Regions from separate parts of the Mus musculus genome. Here region 1 is linked to region 2. The links are chromatin loops, found by intact Hi-C in ENCODE. Cell type or tissue: heart. All regions are shown on one strand. Each heading gives the region's core, and the rest is flanking DNA. Links, peaks and the distances in the headings are about the cores only. Region 1 has its middle 16 kb from the start of Gm33725. Region 2 overlaps Gm33669 (a long non-coding RNA gene).

Region 1 (8,329 bases), core at 98-8,097, 250 kb after region 2:
TCTCCCTTGAAGCACTTAGAGGAGGACGCTCCGGGGCTGGTCCGAGGACTTAGCATGTAAAGGTGAAGCCGGATGCTCTCAGTTCAGCCCCTAGAACCAGTGTGGTGGAAGAAAAGAACCAACCACCACACAAACGCTCACATACCAATAAAGAAAATGCTTATTCAAAAAAGGTATGCTTACCCTCCAGGACTTAATACAGCAACCCCACTTGGTGGTTGTGTGTGTACATGTGTGCGTGCATGTGTGTATGTGTGCATGTGTGTGTGCTAGTGTTCTTTAGTAAGCTCTTACAAGGTGTTCCCTGCGCTGTCTCAGTATTTTCAGCCTCAGTGGCAGACACCATCTCCTACGACGACGACAACATGAGTAGGTGTGCTGAGGCTTTAAGAAAAGCCATTGGCCGAGAGGCCCCACTTAGAACCCAGGGTTTGAGGGCAGCACAGGACGGTGTCCTTCCAGCCCACATCATCTCCCTTTCTAGTGGGTCACTGCCTCTGAAGCCCACAGTTAATGAGCAGTTAAAACATGTCACTCTGAGAGTCTGGCAACTGAAGCTGGGAACCAGCCGTGATGGCAGACTGAGCAAAGAACCCTGAAAGCCAAAGCCCAAGCTGCGCGAGACTCCCCCTGCTCAGGCTCTGTCGATGGTGGGCAGCAGAGGCGGTGGCGGCGGCGACAGAGGCGGCGGCGGCGGCAGCAGGGAAGCAGAGGTAGCAGAGGAGGAGGAGGCTGCGGCAGCGATGACGGTGAAGTTCAGAGGAATGTGCAACTTCCTAGACAGCTCTCAGAAGAAACTAGGCCTTGGGTCATTGCCCCACCCGCCCTGCAGGCTCCCTCTAAGTAGCTGTTTCCTGGGAACAGTCTCCTCACACCGCATTGGCTCCTGTGGGATATTTATAAGCGACATCAGAATCACGGGTGTTTTTTTCAGATAGCTGGCTTGCAGATGATGATGGTCATACCGAACTTGCTCAGCCTCGAGAAGCCAGGATGGTGGCCAGGCTCCAGTGACCTTCTAACTGGGCGGGAACTTCTTGAGTTCCCATGTGAAGGGCAGGCAGATGCCGTCAGCACCTACTCACAGATGCAGACCTTGAACCTGAGATGTGTAGCCTTACAGACTCCAACCCTCTCTTCATTCAGCTGGGGACCCTAAGGGAGTCCCCCATCTGTTAGCCAGTAGCCCCTAGAATCGAGTGTCAGGTTGCCCTGAAGATTAATGGCCCTAAAGTGCCCCCAGATGAACTCCATAAAGGATGGTGTCGTCACTGAGGGGAAAATGGAAGCCCTTACATTCAGCTCCATAATGCCCTGGGGATAGAGGAAATGAACCCAAAGATTCTATCCATCAGCCTGTGCGACCTCTGCCTCTGGCTTGCCCACACATGTCATCTGAGTGTATTTATGTCACCTTATTAGAGACTACAGCACGAACTGTATTCTTTTAAATCTGCCCTTTAAAAGCTAACGGGTCAGAGAATGAATCGTCTGTAGCAATAAAGCGGTAATATATGATGACTCGGGGAGCAGGCAGATGGCGAAAGACGGCTCTTGTCAGTCCTGGGCTCAGAATGCCGCGTGGGGCTGCCCCTGACCAGAGGACTCAGGAAGATTTGGGGATTGGGAGCGTGTATCCTGGTTGACCTAGGTGAGGTGACAGAACACAGAAAGCAGATCCACGAATCCATGTCAGGTTGCTGTCTATCAGCTTAAACTCCTGCTTCAGGGGATCCAGCGCCCTCTTCTGACCTCCATGAGCACTGCACCAAAATGCACAAACACACAACCCCCCACACATACACATAAATGAAAAATAATATACAACATTTTGTTTGTTTTTGTCTTGTTTTTCGAGACAGGGTTTCTCTGTGTAGCCCTGGCTGTCCTGGAACTCACTTTGTAGACCAGGCTGGCCTTGAACTCAGAAATCTGCCTGCCTCTGCCTCCTGAGTGCTGGGATTAAAGGCGTGCGCCACCACGCCCGGCTAATATACAATATTTTAACAAATGTGGTTGTGAAACTAGAGAGAAGGCTCAGGAGTAACACTTGCCGCTCTCTCAGAGGACCAGGGTTTTATTTCTAGCACCCACATGACAGCTCACGGCCATCCATAACTCCAGTTCCAAGGAGCTCACAATCCCTCTTCTGGGCTCTGAGGGCAGCAAGCACTCATACAATGTCCTTACATATATCAGGTAAAAAACTCATATACATTAAAATCTTTTAAAATGTGATTGTAGTGTCTCCTGCTCTGTCTGGCCAAATCCTATTCATCTGTATTTTCTACAGACTTGAATTGCCACTCTCTTCCCACTAGGTTGTTGGGGTCTGGATTTGTAAAGCTGTATCAAACTGTGTGTGTGTGTGTGTGTGTGTGTGTGCAAATACACTGTGCATCTGCACACATGTGCATGCTTGATTGAGTGTGTGTACTTGATCTTTCATGTTGGAGTCAGAATTGGGAAAATAAAAGATGGTGGGAAGGGGGACCCACCCCATCTCTCATCTCTGGGAGGGTTGGGCTCACTGCTAATCAAGCAGCCCCCTGGGGTGGGGGGAACTGTGGTATCTGAGCTGCCACCATGGTCCCTTAGTGCCAGCACTTCAATTCATGGCTGAAGCATTCTACACACAATCACCCCAGCATAGAGGAAGACTGGCCATGCAAACGTGTACAGGCTGCCTTTCGGAGCCATCCACTCCACCTCCCAAGGGCTGCTTCAAGCCTTCTCCAGCAGCCTCTGCTGCCAGGTTCCAGTGTTGGGATGTCCTCAAAGAGCTTGTTTCCCTGGGCTGAAAGTATCTCTCTCTCTATTCTGATGTTTGTCGAAGAAAGAGGTAGAAGAGACTGTGGACAGGCTCAGTCTGACGGTCACTGGGAATGAGTGGCGTCATTGTTGTGAAAGATGGCGTATGCTTTCGCTTGTGAACTCCCCTTCTTGTGGTAGACTGGCCACACCTGTCATTTGTGGCTGCCATGTGTGTCCAAACCATTTGCACATGTGCTCACAGTTCCCCTCTGGTTCTGGGTGCTGAGCCTTGGGGGTCAGGGAGGGGTCCTGGCTCATGTTCCCGCTAGACCTACTATTCCTATGGACTGGAGGGTCCCTGCGAGAAGGAGACTTGGGTGACAGTGTCCCTGTGAATCCCTATTTCTGGAGACACGGCAGGTCCCTTGCCCATGTCGGTGAAGCTGTATGTAACCTGGGCCTTATGCCTTTGAGGACATTTGTGACCTTGCTGGTGCCCCACCTGCCCACCTGCTTCTCCAGTGGCTGGCGACCCGTGTGTCTCACTCCCAAGAGAAACCAACTTTGCAGAAGCACACAGGCTCCAAGGTGCAGGAACTGCCTTGACTCAGTCTGAGACAGATCTTGCCCAAGCTGAGAAAGAGGTTGGCCCAGGCAGTATTGCCTTTCCCCAGTCAAAGTCCAGGCTGGGCGATTAGGACCGTGGGCTGGGCTATGCTGATCCCACTGGCCAGGCTGGCTGGGGAAATTAGCATAGCCCACCTGGCAAGGGCAGGGCAGGCATCCAGCCACCCTGAGGCGTGGGGCACCCGAAAGTCTCAGGGAGAACAGGAGCCACTGAGCTGGAGAGAGGGAGAGGTGAGCTGGGTTCGTGGCTGTAACGGTGCTGGAAGACCGGTGCAGCTTGACCCCAACCTTGGCTCGCTTACAAAATGATAGATCAGCGGCCAGAAAGCTATTCTGGAGTCAGAAAAGATCAGGAAGGGGCCTCCTTCTAAGTAACTTCTGGCTAAACAGGGTGACCATCCCTTAGCCATTTTCCACTCGAGCCCTCTGAGGCAGAAGCCTCCTACGGATCCAGCTACCGCCCTTGGCATTGGCATAAGCCAGGTGACTGCTCCAAATGAGCTGCTCCCTCAAGGCTCTGAGTTGCAGATTGGGGCCCCGGGTGGGGCTCAGAACACACTTATATCGCCACCTAGTGGGTACAGCAGGAACTGCAGCCCATCCTCACTCTAGACAGGGTTCCCAGAGCAACCCAAGACACAGCCATGAGATACTGGACTTAAGTAAAACAACAACAACAGAAACAAATGAGGCTCTGGGAGGTGAATTTTCCAAAACTAGCTGCCAGGCGGCAGAGCCAGACTGGAAAACTGCTCCTAACACTGGACAATGTTGCTTTTCCTACTTCCTACTACGAAGGAGGGTAGATGTCTTTCTGAGCTACAATCACACACCACTACCTTCCATATGGAAGCCGTTGTTCATGCATTTGTTTATGGCTTACCAAGGTATGCAAGGCACTGTGGTGGTCCCCATGGATACAAGGAAGGTAAGAATTCTTCCCCAGGGAGCCACTGAAGAGGCAGACAATAAACCAGTAAGCGAGCACACACAACTTCAGTCCTGGAGAGAGAACATTGGGTGTTGGGGAATCTCACTTAGATCTGTGAAGGAGAGCCAAGCTGATCCCTAAAGGTCACAGGGTCACTGTGCTCAAATTTGGGGGAGAGGAACATTTGGTGAGGAAGCTCAGAAGTGTGGAGACCTCAGAGTGGGTGATGTGCCATTCCCCAGAACAATAGGGTGAGGAGCTGGAAGGGAGGAGTGTGCTCATGCAGACCCTAGAGGAAGCGAGGGCTGGGATTCCCAGTAACAGGACACTGGGGGGACGACACAGGGGACTCATCTGGCTTGCGTGTCTTCTAGGAACTCCACAGGGGCAGGAAGGATGGGGTACAGTGGGGCCAGGTTGGCCAGAGAGACTCCGGGATAGACATGACCGTGGGTCGGAGACTTTCAGAACGCAGTAAAGCAACGTATTTGCCAGGGATTCTCTGTGCCCTCTGAGTTTGTATCTGGGCCGGCGCCTGCTGGCTTCCACTGCTAAGGCAGAAAGCCAGAGCTGCAAGGATCGTAGTCCTGGATGATAAATGATGCTCACTGGCTGTGACTTCAATCCCTTTCATACTGGGTCCCTGAGCCACCACAGAAGAAGTCAATGACTGCCATGTTGTGAGGAAACACCAGGAACACGTAGCAGCCATTCTAGTCCACAGTCCCAACTGGAGCCCTCTCCGGATCTCCGCTTCTGGCCGTCTCATCAGTCACCCTAGCCCTCGAGGCTAGCGCACAGAGGCAGTGGGCTCAGTGGCCCGTGTGTCACCGTGCCTGTGCCCTCTCTAGCTGCCAAGTCCGCGCTCTGTGCTTCCTCCTTTCTCTCCCCAGGTTCCTTTCTCCCCACGGAGACAGTACCAAGGCCCGAATGGCCTCCTCTAGAACACCTCTCTGACGCACCCTCTCTTCCCAATACGTGCCATCAATACCTTAGAGGAATGGGTCGTGTGTCACAAACATTGTGGGATGTTTACCACCTGGACAGTGGGGCAGATCCTGGGAGCAGACCAGGATGTCAGAGCAAACACTTTCTCGGAGAGGCGAACGAGAGGAGCAGGAGAACAGCACAAGGTTGGGAATCACACCAAAACAAACAGCTGGGTGAATAAACCCCTTCTCTACCCTCCAAGAGCAACTCGCTTGAGGATTGATTTGATCATCAAGGCCAGAGGTGGCACGGTGGTATGCCAGCCTCTATCACTCAGAGCTTCAGCCTGTTAACTCAGCTAAACCCCCGACAGTGCCAAGAGATAGGAATTGTTATTGTTAGCACCATTGTCGTTGTCGTCGTCGTCGTCATCGTCGTCGTCATCATCACTCTGCGCCACTGCCACCACCATCATCACCACCATCATTTTTACAGCAAGAGGAATGTGAATCATGGAGGGATTACATAAATAAATAAAATTAATTAAATAAAGTCCTGAGTTCCCACAGGACAGAACCTTGACAATTTTTTTTTAAAGCTCTGGTATCAGCTATTGAACTTTTAAATATCCCATGTAATAACTGAAAGATTCTGTCACTGAAATGGAAAAGATTGTATGAGAGACCAACGTGGCTCTGTCAGCCAGGTTCGCTGATATAAAATACCTGAACTGGATCAACTTGTAAGGCAGGGCAGTCTGTTTATGCTCCTTGTTTCAGAGAGCACAGAACATCACGGTGGGAGCATGCAACTGCGGAAACAGCTCAGCTCACCGGGTCTGGGAGGGCAGGACTTGGGAGGTGGAGGCAAGAGGACCTTGAGTTTGAGGGTAGCCTGAGGACGAACTTACACCCCCGTCTCAAACAACCCAAACCACCAAGCAAAAAACCTAAAACCCCAACCATGACATCGCCTCCCCCTTCTTCACCTCTACCGCTATCCACAGCACCCGCACAGAGCTCCATCACAACACGACCACGCCTTTCGGAAAACACCACGCTCTTTCAGGTTGACTAAACCTGGGTGAGTGAGATTCCGGCTCTACCACTCTTAGTTTTCTGATCCAAGATAGGTTGACTTGTGGAGAGTTCTCTGCGCTTACGATGTACAGGTCGTCTAATCTTTGGGGGACTTGGGTTCCCTCCAATGCAGGGAAGGAAATGGATTCAAAGACACAGAGTTTTATTGCTTTGTGACTTAGTAGGACTCACTGCAGGCAGGCAGGTCCAGGATCTCTCTTCCCATTGGCGCATTCTATTTGGAGCCAGGATCTCTCTTCCCATTGGCACATTCTATTTGGAGCCAGGATCTCTCTTCCCATTGGTGCATTCTATTTGGATCCAGGATCTCTCTTCCCATTGGTGCATTCTATTTGGAGCCAGGATCTCTCTTCCCATTGGTGCATTCTATTTGGAGCCAGGATCTCTCTTCCCATTGGCGCATTCTATTTGGATCCAGGGAAGGAAAGAACACGGATCTTGACTTGGTGCCAGTTCCATTTTCAGCCAAACTTCAAGCGTAGGCGGGTCAGGTGCATAGTTGTTCCTTGCTTTGGCGCCGCCTGCTGGAGACAGAGACAAAGTCGCTTAAGGCCCAGGAGTTACATTATGTTGTGGACAGACATCCAAACCCCTCTACAGTCAGCTATTGCTGTCAGTGGGGGCTCTGGAAAGGTTGAAGCTCTAGCTTCATCATTTACCATCACTCTGAGGCCGGTGGAAAGGAAATCACCTCTCTTTGCCTCTGTGTAGCTGTAAGCTTTGGATTGGCTTGGTTCTCACTCCTTGAGTTGTTCAAAGGTCTGAGATATGTTAGCTGAGCACTTACGGTGCCTGGGAAACAGTGAATGCAGTGCATTATGGGAGCAAGTGGTGGAGCTAAGCTGTTCCCCTCATGCAAGCCAGGGTCCCAACATCCTCATTTTCCCACTGGCCAAGGTTCCTTCCACAATGCTGTACCTCCCGTAGGTTGTACCACTTCCGACAGTACCACGGGACAATGCTCTACCTTCTGAGGTCAAAGCTTTCAAACAAAGACGTGGCCATTGTGGGGGACATAGAAGATCCAAACTACAGCACACTCCAACTAAAAGGAGAGCACCGTTTCTCCCTCTGAGCTGTTTTAGCTCTCATGGTTACTGACCACATTCTGGCTAGGCTCCTGCTTCTCACTGCCTGACATTTCCCCTGAAGCATGCTTCCCCAATTTTAACAGGATGCAGCCCCCCCCCCACACTGCTGCTTCCAAGAAGACAGTTCCTGACACTTATCCTTTTTAGGGCACACTCAAAAACCCTTTGACTACAGCATTATTTCTTCTCTAATTTATTCCCAACTATATGTTACATATTAACTTGTTGATTCCTCCTTCTCCTCCTTCTTCTACTTTTTTGGTTTTTTGAGACAGGGTTTCTCTGTGTTGCCCTGGCTGTCCTGGAACTCACTTTGTAGACCAGGCTGGCCTCGAACTCAGAAATCTGCCTGTCTCTGCCTCCCAAGTACTGGGATTAAAGGCGCGCGCCACCACCGCCTGGCTAGAGATGCAGTTTTTTTGTTTTTGTTTTGTTTTTTATCTGATGGGAATCAGAGACAGAAGAGCAGGTCCTTGGTGCTCTCTGGGCCTTGATTCTTTTCAGCTCAGAGGTGGGGCCAGGTGCTCCAGCAGTGAGTCGGTGTCTTGTCGAAAGGGAGCTGGCCCCTTGGTTTCCAGAAAGGTCCACTCAGGCTTCAAAGGCAGGATGTGAGGAAATGCCTTGTTTTCAAGTTGAATATGAACCCAGCACATACGAATTCTGATCTCTTGGGAGGACCTCTTTGTGACTGAGAATCAGGCTCTCAGTGACTGTCCTCTGAGGGTCCGCATTTGAACTTAGGGTGTGAGGGTGTGGCTAAACCCACTTTCATGTTCTGGGTCTCCTAGGACAAAAGCAAGGATGGTTGGCAGATGGTGTACCTGCTGTTCCGCACTGCCTGGAGGAAGGAACAGGGGCATCTGACCAGAAAAGGGACCGGAATTGTGGGCTCTCAT
Region 2 (8,329 bases), core at 184-8,183:
CAATGTGAGCTGGTGCAGTTCCTGGCACCCACATGACAGGTCACAACTACCTGTAACTTCAGTTCCAGGGGATCTGATGGCTTCTTTTGGCCTCTTTGGGCACTGTACGCACATGCTGCACACACACACACACACACACACACACACACACACACACACACAAGCAAAAACTCACTGTGGTGGTTTGAGTAAGAAGTCCTGTAAGTCTTGGGTACATGGACACTGAAGAAAGTATGTCTCTTGGTTTCAGAAGACGCAAAATCATTGCAAGTACTCTCTCTGTTTTCTCTGTCTGCTGCCTTCTCCCTCCTCTCTGCTGTCACAGACTCTGATCCTCTGGAACTGCAACCTAAATTAAATCCTTCTTTCTGTAAGTTGTCCTGCAATAGGAAATGGGGAAGTAACTAATATACTAATATACATAAAATAAAGATAAATAAAATAAAAAAACATTATATAATATTTATAGCACTATAATAATGATAATAAGTGTTATGTAAAAATATTTTTCAAAGAAATAACTGTTGTTTCGTTATTTTGTTTTGTTTAAAAAGGGAGCAATTTGGATGCACACATACAAAGGGAAGGTCATGTGGCAAGAAGGTGGCCAGAGGAGCCAAGGAGGTGCCTCAGAGGGAAACAACCCTGTTGATCTTGGACTCCAGCCTCTGGGACCATGTCCCCTTTCTCCAGACAGTGGTCCTCTGTCATAGCAGTCCTAGGAACCTCAAAGAGATACCTGAGTGTGGGACTGGCTCCGCCTTCTCCTTCCTGGTCCCTGCCTTCCTCTGCTTACAGGTGTGATGGCAGCACACCAATGGAGAACAACTTTGGGACAAAGCCTCCAGTTACCTTGCACTTCATGGACACTTTGGCTCATCTAAGCAATGGGCTCCGTGGGACCCCAGCCACATACGATAGACTAAAGAGGTTGTTGTCCTAACAGCCATGTGGGGACATTTGGCCCCTGGATGTAAATGTTCCTCGGTAGCCATGGGATTGTCAGATATTCTGGCTGAAGACCAGAGACAGAGCAGCATTGAAGAGAGGACACATGACTGGTGAGAAGGGGGCTCTCTGGCTTTGAGTGTCTGTCTGTGCTCTCAGGACAAATAAGCTGTACATCACTATCAAAAGACCACCGTCTGGAGCTGAAGAGAGGGCTCAGTGGTTAAGAACACTTGCTGTTCTTGCAGAGGACCAGAGTTCTGCTCTCAGTACCCACACTGAGTAGCTTGTAATGCTGATGCCCTTTTTTGACCTCAGATGGTCTCATTCTCTCTCCATCTCCCCTTCCCTCTCACACACATACTCTAAATAAAAGAAGGAGCAGATGTGGTGGTGTACACCTGTAATTCCAGCACTCGGGAGGCAGAGGCAGGTGGCTATGAGTTTGAAGATAGCCTGGGGCACAGAGTGAGTTCCAGTCCAGGGAGCTAAGGCTACACAGTGAACCCCTGTCTCAAAAACAAAAACAAAAACAAAACAAACAAGCAAACAAACAAAAAAAACCCCAAACCAAACCAAAACAACAACAACATCAAAATAACAACAACAAAAACAGCAAAGCAAACAATAAGTAGAAGACTATTTCTCTCCCTGAGCCCAGCAATCAGCACACAGCAGATCACTAGATACCCAGGCCTCCTAAGATCAAAGAGAGGATCCTAGCTCCAGCAAAAGATTATCTGGCAGGCTAGGAAGAAGTTTACTTAGCGGAGGTGGAGGATACTTTGATATGCCATTCTCAAGACCCAGGCTGGGCATCAGGAACTCTGGGCACAGGAGCAGAGAGGCTTTGCTGAATGCCCTTGGGTGACCTTGAACTTCTGATCTTCCTGCCTCCACTTCCCGAGTGCTAGGATTAAAGGTGTGTTCCACCATGTCCTGTCTTCTTGAGGTTTGGGATCAAACTCAGAGTTTCTAACATGCTAGGGACACACTCTATGAGCGGAAATGTATATACCCAGCTTGGTTTTTTTTTTTTTTTTTGGCAGACTGTCCATTGTGTCCTGGCCTCAAAACAAAGACAAGGCCAGAGCAGAGCGCACTGTTGTGTGGACTCCACTCAGGCCCATAGTAGGCTGACAGGGAGGTGATGCATGTCCAGGTTAACCCTGAGCAAGCAGGGTGCTTGGAGGGCAAAAATGTCACCATCACATCTGTCCTGCCACTAAGTGGCAAGGTGGACCCCAGAGCCAGAGGAAGTAGGACAAATGTCTCCTGCCTCCTGCTGCAGCCCTGTCCTAAGTCTGAGGCCACTGTTTGCTGCTGAATTTCTCTAGTGTCCAGGAGAGTGAGCGAAGAGGGACAGTGTCAGAAGGGACTGAGAGCTCTTGGGTAAGTGACATGTTGGACCCAAGGCAGAGAGCTAGAGGCCCAGGGCTGACATTGGCACCTAGGGAAGTCAGTGGCTCTTCTGCCAGCTCACTTTCACTGTGAGCTTTGCCTGGGAGTCCACCCAAGTTGCACGTAACTCCTAAGCACAGATGCCTCCACTCAAGCCATCTGTAGCCATGAGCCACAAGAGCTGAGACTACACATGAGCCACCTTGTCAACTGGGGATACAGGGCCCCTCAGTCCTCCCCTGTTACTGGGAGAGCCAGTCTAGAGGACATGGAGATGGCCTTCGCCCTCAGAGCCCACCGTGTTAGGCCATTGCTAGCTGGTGGACCCAAAGGCCTTAAGCAGTGGGCTATGAGATGGTCTCTAGGCCCAGTCCCACCATGGGCCTATCAGAGGGGAGACACCTGTCCAGGTGCAAAGATAATGAATGCTTGGTCCTCTGGCTTCCTTTGGTGAGCCTAGACTTTTGGGTAAAGCTCTGTGTGAATGCTGTAGGCTGACTCCTGCAGTTCAGCATATTCCACTACGTGGAACATGCTAGGAAGAAACAAAAACACCTACTCAGCTAGTGACTGAAGCCTCCATTCTGATTGGTTCCCCTGATGGCTACCATGGGTATAGAGGATGGCAGATCCACACTTCAGTTCTGCAGTGCCTTCAACACACTGCTCTGTCTCCCTGGTCTTCATTTTTGTGGCTCACTAATGCTCAGGATCTGCCCTTGGCTGTCTTCGGCTCTCAGATGTCTGTTTCTACCTCCCAGGGTATCTTCCTGCTTTCTATCTCCGGTGTTCCTCTCCCCGTGCTCAATGGCTAGCCATGCTCCTAGCCCTGAGACCTCTCTTCTACCCCAAACTGCAGGCATGTACAAAGAAAGGGCTCCTGCTTTGACCCTACCTGCCGCTTCGCTCACAGCACGCACTTCACATTTCCAGCATAATCTTGACCAGTAAAACATCTGACTGTAGAAGTTGGCCGGCCTGTAGGGCCCATCTAGAATCTGGACACTCCGGGGCTCCCCTCACCACAGCGACAACAGTGTATGGAGTCTTCCTTCATAGTCTCTGCATACTTTCTCCAGCTTTAAAGTCTCATTTTTTCCTTAGCAAATCCTCGGGTTTGGAGCCCGTGTCCACCCATCAACATGCATGGCTGTGCGCTGTGCCCAAGTGTGAGAAGAGAAGGAACAGACATTAGCCAGCAGAGGGCGCTGCCTAACAGCCAGGAGACGCGCTGCCTAGAGCTACCGCTGGGAGGCGCCCGAGCACTGCAGCTTGGATAGCCCCGGCCAGCTGGGTGACACTCTTAGAGACAATGAGAGGGACAAGCAGAGGAACACTGGTTTCTCCCCCATCACTTTTGATGCCTGCCTAGGTCTATCCTGGCATTGTGTCTTGACTTTCAAGCTAGCCTGGCCTAATCGCAGGCCCAGACCCAACATCTGCTCTCAGTGCAGCTCACCAGGCACCGAAAAGCCAGAACTGATGTGGAAGGTGGGAATGACTTCCTGGGGTGCTGAGCAAACAGGATCTCTGCTTTCCTCCAGAGATGAGATGGGGACAAGGCTCATTCTGGTCAGAAGGAGGCAGAAGAAAATGGTCACATTGTAGCTCCCTCCTCTCCCGGGAGGAAGGCTCAGCATTTAATCCAGCTGTAGGTACTGAAAAAAACGTCTTTCAAAGGAGCTCCCAAGGGGCTGGTGAGATGGCTCAGTGGGTAAGAGCACCCGGCTGCTCTTCCGAAGGTCTGAAGTTCAAATCCCAGCAACCACATGGTGGCTTACAACCATCTGTAACAAGATCTGACGCCCTCTGAAGACAGCTACAGTGTACTTACATATAATAAATAAATCTAAAAAAAAAAAAAAAAAAAAAAAAAGGAGCTCCCAAGGTCCTTGGAAGCTCGGGGGAAGATCACATACCTATGATGGTCAATTTTGAGAGTCAAATTGACTGGATTGTGGCGTGTCCTGATCATTTGGGCAAGTGTTATTCTGGGTGTGTCCCTGGGGCTGAAGTGCCATGTCAAAGTGGCTGTGAGAGAACAGAACTTGGCCCCAAGTCTCACCACAAGGGACTGGCCCTTTCTCAGTTGCCCCACGCCCTTCGGGAGCACTTCCGGGAATGCGCTGCACCTCTAATCACAGGTGCCTCTATAAAATCTTCACTTTTTCCTGCTTCCCACTCTCTCTTTAGGGATTCCTACAGGAACCCTTTGCCTAGGCATGGCCTAAACAATGGTACTTTGGTTTTAAGTGCCGAGGAGGAAGGTGGTTGCAAGCAGGTCTGGTAAAGTCAAGCGTCAAGTCTGCTGGCTCAGTCTAACTTTCCTCTCCTGTTGCAAAGTGGATGCAGTGGCTCTGAGAATTAAATACATGTCATCAAGAAAGAGAACTGAAGACTGAGTGAGGTTTGGGCAAAGCGCTTTTCCACATTGATCTTCCTCTTATGTTGGAGGAAAAAGTCTTTGCTGAACGTTTCCAAAACATGTCCCATTTCATCTCACTGTCCAGAAAGAGCCACGAGGACCCCTCAGAACAAATCTGGATCTACATTCTTGAGATCAAAGGGATTCAGCTGAGACCTGAGCAAGTCAGGATCATAGCAGCGGAGGAAGGGGCGGAGGTGAGGAGGGAACACATTGTTCAGGCATCTTATGGTCTCTGTCTCCTCCAGCTGCTGGCCCCAGGATGATGGGCAAGTGAGGAACTCAGACTTCCACCTGGGCCTCCCGGAGCCTCAAAAAGCTTTCAGCAGACAGGGATGTTTTGGTCATACAGTGCTCTGGCTACTGTAAGAGGAGGGCAGTAAACTGGGTGGGGTGGGGTGGGGTGGGGTGTTGGGTGTGTGTGTGAGGTGACTGGACGGGGTGGGCTCATCATGAGGACCCTTTAGAGGCAGAGCCATAGCTTGCTTATCTCTGGACAGGTGAAGCAAACCCAAGAGATGCTGAGAAATGGAGTCTAGGGTGACAGTGGAAAAGGATGGGAAGGTGGCAGGGCCACACTGAACTTGAGGCACCTTGGGTATATGCAATCTTGTGTTGGCATGTCTCAAGGAGGAGAGAGGAGGGGCTTGAACTTGGGCCTGCAGTCTGGGGGGGGGGCTTCACAGGATATAAGTCTGTGGGTACAGGTGCAGCCACGCCTCCTCTCAGCTTTAATTTCACAGCAGCCTGTACTTTCACATTCCCCCACACCCCCGCCTCCCCCTAAACTGTTGCTCCCTGTAGAGGAACCATTGCTTCTTGAGGACTACCTGTCTATTCTTGGAACTCAGCTCAGATTCCTGTGATGGACCCGTTGCTTCTAGGCTATCCACATGACCTCATCTGCTTCTGGATGGGTCGTGCAATGGCCTTTTCAGATACTGCTGCTATAGCTGTACAGTTAGGGTTAGGGTTAGAGGATAGACGGCCCAGAGGCTCATGGGTATCAACCCTTGGCCCCCAGTTAGTGCTGGTTGTTTTGAGAAGTTGTGGAACCTTCAGGAAGTAGGGCCTTACTGGAAGAAGTGGACCACTGTAAGGCAGGCCTTATGGGTTATAATTCTGGTGGGGCGTTTCAATTTTAAGGTTTGTGTTGGTCAGGGTTCTCTAGAGTAACAATTTATAGAATGAATCTACACACACACTCACACACACAGACTTAATAGAATGGCTTACAGGCTGTGTTCCATCAATGGCTGCCTATGAGCAGAAGGTTCACCAGAATTCCAAAATAGGCTCTGATGCCAGTGAAGGAATGAACTTGCTAGTGAGGTTGAGAGCAAGCAGGCAGGGAGGAGAAAGTAACCTTCTATGTCTTTTATATAGGCTGCCAGCAGAAGGTATGTCCCAGATTAAAGGTGAATCTTCCCACTTCAAGTGATTTAAGCAAAATGACTCTCACAGGTGTGCCCAGTCATTTGGCTTTTAGTTAATTCCAGATGCGGTCAAGTTGATAACCAAGAATGGCCGTCATAGCGTTTGGATGCCTTTCCTGCATGTTGTTGTACATATTTATGGCTCCCTGGAACTGGAGTTATAGATGGTTGTGAGCCACTCTGTGGGTGGCTAGAACTGAACCTCTGATCCCTGACAAGAACAAAAAAGTGCTCTTAAGCCCTGAGCCATCACTCCAACACAGGGACTGCTTTTAAAAGGCAGCCATAAAGGCTCTGCTTCCCTGCCCACAATTTTAGGCAAAGAGATGAAAAATGACAAGAAGCCCATGACCCGTGAACATAATTCTTCTTTCTGAGTGTTAAGGTTCTGGTGTGTAACTGTGTTTACCATGGAAAGAGGCCTTCCCACAGAGCTCTCCACTTGGGCAAAATGATGTCTTCAGGCTTATTCCGTTATTTACCAATGTGCTGGACCCAGATCAAGGCTGAAGGCATCACATCCATCCTTTCCTTTGCCCAAGGTGCAGGGTGGGGCGAGGTGAAGGGCAGGCTCTGCTGAGGTTGAAGTGTTCCAGCTAGAGCTGATGGTGCTCTGGATTCTGAGCCTATAGTGAGGCTCCAGCACTCACCTTACCGTTAGTCTATGCAGATTCTCGAGATGATCCCACTGCGCTTCCCACCCTCCTGGCCTCTTCCTAACATGGAGGCAAGTCAGTGCCCATTAACAGGCTGCAGGAAAGGATGGTGGGATTGTCCCACTAGTTACTCAATAAAGACAAAGGCTTCAAGGGGGACGGCGTCTCACATTCAGTCCTTTGCTGCTCAAATCCATGTTAGATATTAATAAATACAACACTGGAGGGTGGATTAGGGACTGAGTTCTCATGTATACATACATATCTGACCAGAGATTGTGTGTGTGTGTGTGTGTGTGCACATATTTCCATTCTGTTAAAACCTGTCATGCCTTTAATCCCATCACTTGGGAGGCAGAGGCCGGAAGATTTCTGAGTTCAAGGTCAGCCTAGTCTACAGAGTGAGTTCCAGGACAGCCAGGGCTACACAAGAGAAACCCTGTCTCAAAACCAAACAACCAAAAATCTGTCACAAAGGTTAATTTCCACTTTGTGCTTAAAAACCTTGGATTATTATGAAGGGCAGAATCACCTCCCTAACCCAAGAACTTGTGAAACAGTGGACAGTGGCTCTCAACCTGTGGGTTGTGACCTCTCTGGAGTAGAATGACCCTTTCACAAGGGGTCACCTAAGACCATCAGAAAACACAGATATTTACATTATGATTCATACAGTAGCAAAACTAGTTAAGAAGCAGCAATGAGGGGCTGGAGAGATGGCTCCTTAAGAGCATTAACTGCTCTTCCAGAGATCCTGAGTTCAATTTCCAGCTACTACATGGTGGCTCACAACCATCTGTAATAGGATTCAATGTCCTCTTCTGGTGGTGTGTCTCAAGACAGCTACACTGTGCTCACATACATAAAATAAAAAAATTTTTTTCTTGGTTTTTGAGACAGGGTTTCTCTGTGTAGCCCTGGATGTCCTGGAGCTCACTCTGTAGACCAGGCTGGCCTCAAACTCAGAAATCCACATGCCTCTGCCTTCCGAGTGCTGGGACTAAAGGCGTGCGCCACCACGCCCGGCTCAAACAAATCTTTTTAAAGTAGCAGCAGCAATGAAAATGTTGTGGTTGTGGGCCAACACAACATGAGGGCCTGTATTAAAGGACCACAGAATTAGGAAGGTTGAGAACCACGGTTATAGAATACCTTTCAGAGGAAAAAAAAAGTGGCCTCATCTCCTTGCTGGGTTGGGAGCTTTATAGAGTCTACCCCATGAGAATGGAGAAACTACTCCATAGTCCTGCATGCTGCTGTGTGACAACTTAAAATGCAATCCATTTAAAAACGAATCAAATATAAACATCTCGAGAGGGGCAGGGAGTCCTGTCTTGTAAGTATCCATTTGGTAGGTGTAGTCATGAATGAAAGGTGCTTCTCATTTACATTCCAGGGAAACAAAGAACACGGTTTGTGGTGTGCTCGGGTTTGGATCTCTGGATGTTTGCTGGATTGATGCC

Evidence for each region. Peaks named below come from ENCODE experiments on the same cell type or tissue, not always from the same donor. Only the 100,000 strongest peaks of a DNase experiment are listed, where the experiment ranks them.
Region 1: a loop joins it to region 2, with 6 times the contacts of the local background. A loop is called at or near these places in 12 of 42 quality-filtered maps.

The regions. Positions count from the first base shown.
Region 1 is chr1:182,136,637-182,144,965 of GRCm38, forward strand. No RefSeq gene overlaps it. Among named protein-coding and RNA genes, the nearest start is that of Gm33725, 16 kb to the left of the region's middle. In heart, for the core only: CTCF peaks have their summits at 1,778 (motif pointing left) and 6,868 (motif pointing left); a DNase peak (open chromatin) is centred at 3,955; H3K4me3 peaks cover 446 bases; H3K27me3 peaks cover 2,295 bases.
Region 2 is chr1:181,885,412-181,893,740 of GRCm38, forward strand. It overlaps Gm33669 (a long non-coding RNA gene), which reads left to right. Exons shown (of 4, transcript XR_865801.2): 4 at 555-1,300. Among named protein-coding and RNA genes, the nearest start is that of Gm33669, 11 kb to the left of the region's middle. In heart, for the core only: no CTCF peak of the experiment used is centred there; a DNase peak (open chromatin) is centred at 3,580.